Linked DNA regions of Homo sapiens: region 1 is linked to region 2. Evidence: read pairs that join two places in POLR2A ChIA-PET (ENCODE). Cell type or tissue: Caco-2. All regions are shown on one strand. Each heading gives the region's core, and the rest is flanking DNA. Links, peaks and the distances in the headings are about the cores only.

What was found. Peaks named below come from ENCODE experiments on the same cell type or tissue, not always from the same donor. Only the 100,000 strongest peaks of a DNase experiment are listed, where the experiment ranks them.
Region 1: POLR2A ChIA-PET joins it to region 2 with 6 read pairs; 5 of 35 experiments call an interaction of 5 or more read pairs at or near these places.

Annotation. Positions count from the first base shown.
Region 1 is chr1:26,248,750-26,254,129 of GRCh38, forward strand. The region is part of intron 3 of CEP85 (centrosomal protein 85); the gene reads left to right. Among named protein-coding and RNA genes, the nearest start is that of CEP85, 17 kb to the left of the region's middle. In Caco-2, for the core only: no CTCF peak of the experiment used is centred there; no DNase peak of the experiment used is centred there.
Region 2 is chr1:26,417,045-26,422,424 of GRCh38, forward strand. All of the region lies in intron 2 of LIN28A (lin-28 RNA binding posttranscriptional regulator A), which reads left to right. Among named protein-coding and RNA genes, the nearest start is that of LIN28A, 8.9 kb to the left of the region's middle. RefSeq lists enhancers at 1,496-2,067, 3,212-3,782. In Caco-2, for the core only: a CTCF peak has its summit at 164 (motif pointing left); DNase peaks (open chromatin) are centred at 167 and 2,097.

The DNA.
Region 1 (5,380 bases), core at 250-5,249, 170 kb before region 2:
CGAGTCTCGCTCTGTTGCCCAGGCTGGAGTGCAGTGGGGCAATCTCGGCTCACTGCAAGCTCCGCCTTCCGGGTTAATGCCATTCTCCTGCCTCAGCCTCCCAAGTAGCTGGTACTACAGGCACCCGCCACTACGCCCGGCTAATTTTTTGTATTTTTAGTAGAGACGGGGTTTCACCGTGTTAGCCAGAATGGTCTCGATCTCCTGACCTCACGATCTGCCCACCTCGGCTTCTCAAAGTGCTGGGATTACAGGCGTGAGCCACCACGCCCAGGCCTAGACATTTTTTAAACTGCTATGTTTGTTACATACCATGATCCTAATCTTAACTCTTTTTGTGTGTTTGTTTTGAGACGGAGTCTCACTCTGTCACCCAGGCTGGAGTGCAGTGGCATGATCTTGGCTCACTGCAACCTCCGCCTCCCGGGTTCAAGCGATTCTTCTGCCTCAGCCTTCTGAGTAGTTGGGATTACAGGCGTGTGCCACCACACCCAGCTAATTTTTGTATTTTTAGTAAAGACGGGGTTTCACCTTGTTGGCCAGACTGGTCTCGAAGTCCTGACCTCAGCTGATCCACTCACCTTGGCCTCTCAAAGTGTTGGGATTATAGGCGTGAGCCACTGCTCCTGGCCTCTAATCTTAACTCTTACACATTTTGTTCATGAATCTAGCTTGCGGTCTAGTTGACAAGAACCCCTGTGACTGGTATACAGTATAGTTCATTGTTGCATCTTTAAATTTAATAGGCATGCTTTTGATTCCACCCTTCTTCACTAAGGTGTTTTACCTTGAAAGATTCTCGAGGGACAGAGTAGAGGTGGGTACTGAAGAGTTCAGAATGCTTTCAGCTCTTTGCAAAAGACTGAAATAGTCACTGGTGTAATTCAGGCTACTGAATCACTTCAGGTGTAGACTGAAGTGACTGAGATTTGGTAATAGCTGAATCTACCCTTACTGTGAAAGGAAGTTTGCTCAAAAATGAGTTGTTTTTTAGGGTGGGGAGGGGTCATAAAATGTGGTTAAGTAGGGGAGAGATTTAGAACTATATTCTTAAAATGGCAAAACCCCAAAGTTTTTGGGAACTGTAGATTTCTGTAAATAAAAATCACATATCCCATGCATTGTATTTTTTAAAGAGATGGATCTCACTGTGTTGCCTACACTGGAGTGCAATGACTGTTCACACAGGTACCATCATAGTGTACTATAGCCATGAACTCGGTGGGGCTCAAGTAATCCTCCTGAGTTAGACTACTGAGTAGCTGGGCCTACAGAGATGCACCACCTGCCTGGTTCCCATACACTAAATTTTGAATGCCTTTGAAAATTGTAGAAGATAGAGGTCCCTTTGAAAATGAGTGTTGCTATTTCATTTCAAAATATTCTAAACCACAGACCAGACTTACGGTGTAACTCAGAGGTCCCCAACTCCTGGCCCGTGGACCAGTACCAGTCCATGGCATATTAGGAACCAGGCCACACAGCTGGAGGTGAGCAGCAGGCGAGCAAGCATTACTGCCTGAGCTTGCGCCTTCTGTCAGATCAGTGGTGACATTAGATTCTCATAGGAGCACGAACCCTATTGTGAACTGTGCATGTGAGGGATCTAGGTTGCTCAGTCCTTACGAGAATCTAATGCCTGATGATCTGAGGTGGAACAGTTTCATCCTGAAACCATCCCCCCAACCATCGTCTGTGGAAAAATTGTGTTCCACAAAACGATTCCCTGGTAACAAAAAGGTTGGGAACCGCTGGTGTAACTTTACATTTCATAGCACAGTTAGTCTGAATCAGGCAGTTTACTTAATATAAATAGATAAACCCAATAGATAAGTTAAAAATGTGGACAAAGACCTCACCTTAATTTTCTAATATGTCCATTTATCATCTATAAAAAATTAGAAAAGCCATATTCTTCTGGGTCAGTTGGTACTTTTCTTCTTGGCTTTGGTTTTGGCATTATTTTGGGGTTATCTTAGTGTATTTTCTGTTACTGTAAGAGAATACCTGAGACAGTGTAACTTATACAGAAAAGATGTTTATTTTGCCCAGGGTTCTGGAGAGTGAGAAGTCCAAAGGCATAGTGGCAGCATCTGGCGAAGGCTTTTGTGCTGTATCATAACATGGTGGAAAAGCAGAGACCACTAGAGTGAGCCAAGCTTGCCTTTTTTTTTTCTTTTTTCTTTTTTTTTTTTTTTTTTTTTTTTTTGAGACAGAGTCTTATTTCTGTCACTCAGGCTGGAGTGCAGTGGTGGGATCTTGGCTCACTGCAGCTTCCGCCTCCCATGTTCAAGTGATTTCTCCTGCCTCAGCCTCCCGAGTAGCTGGGATTACAGGCACCCGCCATCATGCCCAGCTAATTTTTGTATTTTTAGTAGAGATGGGGTTTCACCATGTTAGCCAGGCTGGCCTTGAACTCCTGACCTCAAATGATCCGCTTGCCTCTGCCTCCCAAAGTGCTAGGATTACAGGCATAAACCACCGTGCCCAACCCAAGCTTGGTTTTTTTTTTTTTTTTTGAGGTGGAGTTTAGCTCTTGTTGCCCAGGCTGGAGTGCAATGGTGCAATCTCGGCTCACTGCAACGTCTGCCTCCCGGTTTCAGGCGATTCTCCTGCCTCAGCCTCCTGAGAAGCTGGGACTACAGGCATGCGTCACCACGCCCAGCTAATCTTGTATTTTTAGTGGAGACAGGGTTTCTCCACGTTGATCAGGCTGGTCTCAAACTCCGGACCTCAGGTGATCCGCCCACCTCAGCCTCCCAAAGTGCTGGGATTACAGGCATGAGCCACCATGCCCGGCCCCAAGCTTGCTTTTATAACAACCCACTGCTTTGAGAACTAACTCACTTCTGCTAATCTATTATGAGGCTTCTACCCTCATGACCCAGTCACCTCTTAGAGGCCCCCACCTCTTAATACTGTTACATTGGCAATTAAGTTTCCAACACATGAACTTTTGGGGGACAGACACTTTCAAACCACAGCAGGGGGTGTGGGCTCAAAACTGAATTTGGTGAATCTAGAGAGAGTGGTGCTATGGATGGAGACTGGAAGGAGGTATTGCAAAGTTCATGGTAGCAACCCCTCATGTGCTACAACCTCACAGTCTTCTGTTTTGTAATTACACCGTGGGAGCAGTGACCCTTGGTAAGAACTGATAACTATGGTGCTGTTATGGAGGATTTAAAACATATTGCTTATGGTTAAGCACGGTGGCTCATCCCTGTAATCCCAGCACTTTGGGAGGCCGAGACAGGTGAATCACTTGAGGTTAGGAATTCAAGACCAGCCTGGCCAACATGGTGAAACCCCGTCTACTAAAAATACAAAAATTAGCCAGGCATGGTGGCGGGCTCCTGTAATCCCAGCTACTCGAGAGGCTGAGGCAGAAGAGTCGCTTGAACCCAGGAGGCAGAGGTTGCGGTGAGCCAAGATCGTGCCACTGCACTCCAGCCTGGACAACAGAGTGAGTGAGACCCCATCTCAAAAAAGAAAAAATTGGGCCGGGGGCAGTGGCTCACACCTGTAATCCCAGCACTTTGGGAGGCCGAGGCGGGCGGATCACCTGAGGTTGGGAGTTCAAGACCAGCCTGACCAGCATGGAGAAGCCCTGTCTCTACTAAAAATACAAAATTAGCCGGGCGTGGTGGAGCATGCCTTTAATCCCAGCTACTTGGGAGGCTGAGGCAGGAGAATCGCTTGAACCCAGGAGGAGGAGGTTGTGGTGAGCCAAGATCGCGCCATTGCACTCCAGCCTGGGCAACAAGAGTGAAATTCCGGCTCCAAAAAATAAAACAAAAAATTGTATTGCTTACTAGTCTTTGAAGTCTTTATCACTAGCAGTCTGCCTTAACCTTGTGTACTAGTCCTATATTTAAGTTGTGAGACATCAGAAACTGGGTCCTTTAACTGAGAAATTTCTTTCTTGGTCCTGAGAGACTAATGCATGTTATCAGAACTTATTCAGGTTTTTGTTTTGTTACGTGTGTGTGTGTTTTTTTAGTGTGGCCTTTTATATATCCCCAAGATCATCTTCAGTATAGCAAATTAGATACTATGCATGTAATATAAGGCTTGCACGTCTTTTTTTAAAGTATTTATTCCTCCTGTCTAACCGAAATGTTTTACCCTTTGATCAGCATCTCTCGATTCCCCCTGCTCCCAGCTTCTGGTAACCACAATTATTCTCTCTGTTTCTATGTGTCGAGGTTTTTTTTAGCTTCCACATATAAGTAAGAACGTGCAGTATTTGTCATTTTGTGCCTGGCTTATTTCTCTTAGTGTCCTCCAGTTTCATCCATGTTGTTGCAAGTGACACAATTGACATCTTTTATAAGGCTGGTATTCCGTTGTGTAATATACTGCATTTTCCTTATCTGTTCGTCTGTTGATTCTATAACTTGGCTATTGTGAATAATTACTCAGTAAACATGGGATTGTAGATATCTCTTGGACATACATATTTCATATCGTTTGGATATATACCCAGAAGTGGATTGCTGGATCATATGGTAACTATTTTTAGTTTTTTGAGGAGCTACATACTCCATTGTTTTCCACAGTGGCTGTGTTACATTCCCCCCAACTGTGTACTAGAGTTCCCTTTTCTCTGCATCCTCTCCAAACTTGTTATCTTTCATCTTTTTTTTTTTTTTTTTGAGATGGAGTCTCACTCTGTCGCCCAGGCTGGAGTGCAGTAGTGCGATCCTGGCTCATTGCAACCTCCACCTCCTGGGTTCAAGCGATCCTCCTGCCTCAGCCTCCCGAATAGCTGGGACTACAGGCGCGTGCCACCATACCTGGCTAATATTTTGTATTTTTAGTAGAGACAGGGTTTCACCGTGTTAGCCAGGATGGTTTCGATCTCCTGACCTCATGATCCCCCCTCCTCAGCCTCCCAAAGTGCTGGGGATTACAGGCATGAGCCACTGCGCCCGGCCTCATCTTTTTCATCATAGCCATTCTGACAGGTGTGAGGTGGCTTGCCCATATTTTTAAAGAGTTGCTTAAGGCCGGGCATGGTGGCTCACACCTGTAATCCTAGCACTTTGGGAGGCTGAGGCAGGTGGATCACTTGAGCCCATGAGTTCGAGACCAGTCTGGGCAACATGGCGAAACCCCATCTCTCCTAAAAATACAAAAACTGAGGTGGGAAGATCACCTGAGCCTGGGGAGGTCGAGGCTGCAGTGAACTGTGATCACGCCACTGTGCTCCAGCCTGGGTGACAGAGTGAGACCCCATTTCAAAAAAAAAAGTTGTTTAATGAGAAGGTCGTAGCTGATCTATACTTACATAATTCTGGGAACAATTATAGTATTTGTTGTTGTTATCTGAGTGTTCTCTGTGTTGGTTGCTGGGGAGAAAAAGAAACAAGTTGGT
Region 2 (5,380 bases), core at 100-5,099:
TGGGGGCAGGGTGGGACGGGGAGGACAAGATGACTGCCCTAAGGAGCTGTGGAGATAAATCTACCCGAACACTTGAGTTCACAGCTCAGACCAGGTAGCGGGCCACTCAGTACCTCCTGGTATAGGCGCCCTCGGGCTTACCTTTGGGCAGACAGGCTGAGCAGCGCCATCTGGTGGAGAACTCCAGGCAGGAGCTACAGGGCCTGGCTGTGGCTGAGCAGAGGGGATCAGAGGGATTGGCTGCCTGCAGCCTTCTGTTCCAGACACCCCTTTCACCAACCTCCTTGACACACACCCTCCTTGACACACACACCATCGAATAACTGCTTCTGGGAGAACCGGTTGGTTCTCCCTTACCAAATCTTACCTCCAGGAATGAAGCTAAGTTAGGGATGTGACACCACAGGACTGAATCATTAAAATTACTTTCATCAGCTGCTTTTTTAAACGTAGCTACTAGAAAGTTTTCAATTATATATGTGACTTGCATCATAATGAATTGCACTGGGGAGAGTTAGGCCAGCTGCACTCAGCTCAGCTCTTGCCTCTTATTGCGACTTTAACCAAGGTGCTTATTAACCCCTCTGCCTCCATGTCCTCAAGCTGTAAAATGAGGGTCTTCATATCACCCCACTGCACCAGTTTGATATGAGGGTTAAATGAGTTACAACACGTAAAGTGGTTAGAATGCCACTTAGCCTACAGTAAGAATCAATTAGTAACAGTTATTTTGCATAGTACTTAGACATTCAACAAATGCTTGTGCAAGCTAAGAACCTAGAATTGAGGTAGAGACCTGCACTACAGAATCTTCCGGCTGGAATGGCCCTGGAAGAAGATCTGGAATAGCCTCTTGCGGAAGAGCCAAGAACCCCAGCTTTAATCTGCACAACTGTAGCAAGTACCCTGAAATTCTGTTGCCACTTCTGGAGAAAGGACACTTAGGTTCCTTTGTGTTGTTTTTTTTTTTTCTCTTCATACTTTTTTCTTTTATAATGTTTTCTTTTGTTTTTAACTCCACATTTCCTAAGTGACCCCTAAGGCTCATTCTATCTCTAAGCTTGCAAAGGCATAAATTGAAGCTGGGATGAGGTACTTGGTGTGGGTTGGATAGGGTAAGGCAGGCAATTACTGAGGTATTAAGAAGGGATCAGAAGGCCTAAGTACTTTAACTGGAGAGATTCCTTCCCTGTTATCAAAAAAAGAAAAAGAAATGCTTGGGGTGGGCGCGGTGGCTCACGCCTGTAATCCCAGCACTTTGGGAGGCCGAGGCGGGTAGATCATGAGGTCAGGAGATCGAGACCATCCTGGCTAACGCGGTGAAACCCCGTCTCTACTAAAAATACAAAAAATTAGCCAGGAATGGTGGCAGGAGCCTGTAGTCCCAGCTACTCGGCAGGCTGAGGCAGGAGAATGGCGTGAACCCGGGAGGCGGAGCTTGCAGTGAGCCGAGATTGTGCCACTGCACTCCGGCCTGGGCAACAGAGCCAGACTTTTTAAAAAAAAAAAAAAGAAAAAGAAATGCTGTCTGTTGTCTGATGCCACATTCCCCAACACAGTAGGCCCATGTAGGCTCCCCACAGTCCTAACTTGAAGAAATTGGGAAAGGATGATATGGGTCATGCCTTCTCTCCCCCTCCCCTTTAAAATAATTTATCTGAATCAATAATTCAGGATTGGACTGAAGAGACCCAAGGGGAGGGGGTCCTGTTTGGTTCTATCCATGAAGTGGGCAGTGCGCAAGCCAGAGAAGGGAGATGGCTGCTGATGGTGACTTTGGCAAGACTGCCTGGGGAAGGAAGAATTTTCTATATCTAGTTCTCTCCCGTGACCATAACCCCAACATAGAGAGGAAGGAAGAAACAGTTGAATGTGGGGAGGAGGGAGAGGGAGATGCAAGAGGGATCTGCTCCTTGGAACTCCAGGAATCTGACCACCAGAACCAGCCAGTGTCAACTCTTTGTTTCCTGGGGCTGGGCTCTACTGGGGGAGCTCAGGCCATGCCCCTCCCCCTAAGGTCTTTTCTTTTTGGAGGGGATGGGGAAGGGGGCGGGGCCCTGCTTTGTGTGTGGTTGGGGGTGGAATGGGGGTGGTACAAGAATTTCAGGCGCTTTTCAGATGCAGGCCCTGGGAGGCTGGCTCTGTGGGGCTGCACGCTGATTACCTATCTGATAAGAGAGGAATTCAAACTATGTGTTTTAGAAAGGGGCGGGGGAGGAGGGCAGGGAGCCACCCCTGGAGACCACCAGTTTAAATCTCTTGATTACACTGAGGTACCTGCAGGGGTGGGGGTTTACTCTGTAAAAGTCTTAGACCTCAGATCCTCCAGTGATGCAGTGAGTGACCTGAGAGGACTAGTCAATTTCTTGTTGCATGTCCCCATTTATATGATCCTCTTAAAATAAACCTATGAGGTGTCCATAGAGGAAGGTGTTACTCTCCAGTCAACTGGGGCTTAGAGAGGGGATATTCTTCTAAGTTTCTATAGCTAGTTAGGATAAAACCAGATGCTTGGCACTTAGTTCTCTCTGTTAACCCACGCCACCCAGTGTGAAGAGGTTGATAATTGCCACTCCCTGAGGATTTATGTGTAGCAGGCGAAGTGCTAACTACTTTTCATGTGTAAAACCTCACAGCACTACCATAAAATTAGTATTTACTCCATTTTATAGATGATTAAAGAAAGGAGGGAACAGGCCATCAGACTCAATCAACCCTTGTTCTTAACTATTTACCTGCTGAATCACAGCTAGAACTAGGAGTGTCCCAGCCTAAGACAAGCTGGGCAAGCAAATGAAGCTGGAATTGCTTGGGTCCAGAAGGCTCTTGGTCTGGCTCCTCTAGGACCTCCCAACTCACCCACTAATTGCATCTCTTGTCCCACCCCGCTCAATAAAAAATAAGTCAAATCTAATATAATCTTTATTTTTTGAGATGGGTTCTTGCTCTCTCACCCAGGCAGGAGTGCAGTGGCGCGATCTCAGCTCACTGCAAGCTCTGCCTCCCAGATTCAAGCGATCCTTCTACCTCAGCCTCCCAAGTAGCTGGTACCACAGGCACATGCCACCATGCTGAGCTAATTTTTGTATTATTTTGTAGAGAACAGGGTTTCGCCCTGTTGCCCAGGCTGGTCTCCAACTCCTGAGCCTCAAGCTCAGAATCCACCTGCCTCAGTCACCCAAATTGCTGGGATTACAGTTGTGAGCCACCATGCCCGACCTTACAAATCTAACTTTAAACTCAGGGTGGTTACTGTGAAACAGCGAGAGAGGTATTGCACCCGGCCTGCAATATCATCTTAAAACAAAAATTTGGCCGGGCATGGTGTGTAATCCCAGCACTTTAGGAGGCATGAGGTCAGGAGTTTGAGACCAGCCTGGCCAATAAGGTGAAACCCTGTCTCTACTAGAAATACAAAAATTAGCTGGGTGTGGTGGCGTGCGCCTGTAGTCCTAGCTTAAACCCAGAAGAATCGCTTAAACCCAGGAGGCGGAGGTTGCAGTGAGCTGAGATCGTGTCACTGCACTTCAGCATGGGCGACAGAGCAAGACTTTCTCAAAAAAAAAAAAAAAAAATTAAGTGATAAGGAATCTGTGGTTCCTTCATCTTGATGAAGAGCATGTTTCATTTAAGTTCCAGTTTGGAATATTACCCCCCAGCCACCAGCATAAAATACGAATGCTACTTACTCATGTTCCCTTGAGCCAGGACTAGGTAAGTGCACAGTGATCCCTTTTGCTTCTCCATTTTCTATGACGACTACTCCTTGTTGACATATTTGACACTGTTGTTTTACTATAATAGATGAAGCTGTAATGAAGTCTATTCTGGGTAGGGTCTGAGATGCTGTCACCTCCGCTAATGTCAAGTTGGTGGTGCAGTAAGTGGCATGATAGAATGAGCTCTGAGCTTTAAATCAGGAACTCTGGGTTCATCTGACCCTGGCTTTGCTACAGAACTAGCTGTATCAACAACTACTTTTTTTTTTTTTCTTGATGGCTGCTGGCTGTTTGCTAACTGCTTTATAAATATCAGTGTCCTTAAATTTTGGTACAAACGTGCAGTGTTCTAATAGGATTATTCCATACATATTGTTCTAAATCTTGCTTTTTGTTTTTTCTTTTAACAATATTATTTGGTGATCTTTCTCAGCTGAATGATTAAAAATCTGCCTCCTGTTTCATTAATTCATTCAAAAATGTGCTAGGCATTATTTCAGGTACCAAAATGTGGCTGTGAACAAACCAAAGACTTTACGTTGTTCTTAATGGCTGCGTGGTATTCATTATTATAGATGTACCATATTTATTCAACCATTCCCCTTCAAATACACCAGTAGGTTATTTCCAATTTTTTTAAAGCAACAATGAGATACTGAGTATATGTGTCGTGCTAAGACTTCCTACTGATAATCTACTTATATTATGTTGTGTAATTCTTTTTTCTTAGTGATTTATGGTATATTTTTGTAGTTTTACCAGTCTGATTATCTGTCTTAACTTTTCAGTATTTTTCTTAACAATGAGGTGTTTAAATCCTCTGAAATGTATTTTGCATATGTATCATACAAAGTCTGTAGGAATATGACTTCCTTTCCCAATGGATTATTAATTTTTATAGCAGCATTTATTGAATTATTTTTCTTACCTATTGATTTCTCCATATATTCTCAGATCTCTGTGATTTTCCATTTTAATCCTCTGATCCATCTGCTTGGGTTATACTGTCTTTCGGTAACATTATTTTGATATAATTTCAAACTTTAAAAAGGCTGCAAGAACAATACCCAACACTCCCACATAACCTCTACCCAGATTCATTGACTCTTAACATTTTGCCCCATTTGCTTTATCATTCTCTATCTTGCTACAGATAGTTTTTTTTTTGAAACCATAAGTTGGAGACAGTAAGCACTTTTATCTCTAAATATTTCAGTGCGTATTTCCCAAGAATGGGAATATTTATCTTTTTTTTTTTTTTCTGAGACAGGGTCTCACTCTGTCACCCAGCCTGGAGCACAGTTGTGTGATCTCTGCTCACTGCAACCTCTGCCTCCTGGGCTCAAGGGATCCTCCCACCTCAGCCTCCCCAGTAGTTGGGACTACAGGTGTGTACCACTGTGCCTGGCTCATTTTTGTATTATTTTGTAGAGATGGGTTTTTGCCATATTGCCCAAGCTGGTCTCGAATTCCTGGGCTCAAGCAATCCGCCCATCTTGGCCTCCCAAAGTGCTGGGGATTATAGGCATCAGCCACTGTGCCTGGCTGGGAATATCAATCTTACATCGTTTCAGTACACTAATCATAATCAGGAAATTAAACACTGGTACATTTATCTATATACCATATGCAAATTTTGTCAATTGTCCTATTTTTTTTTT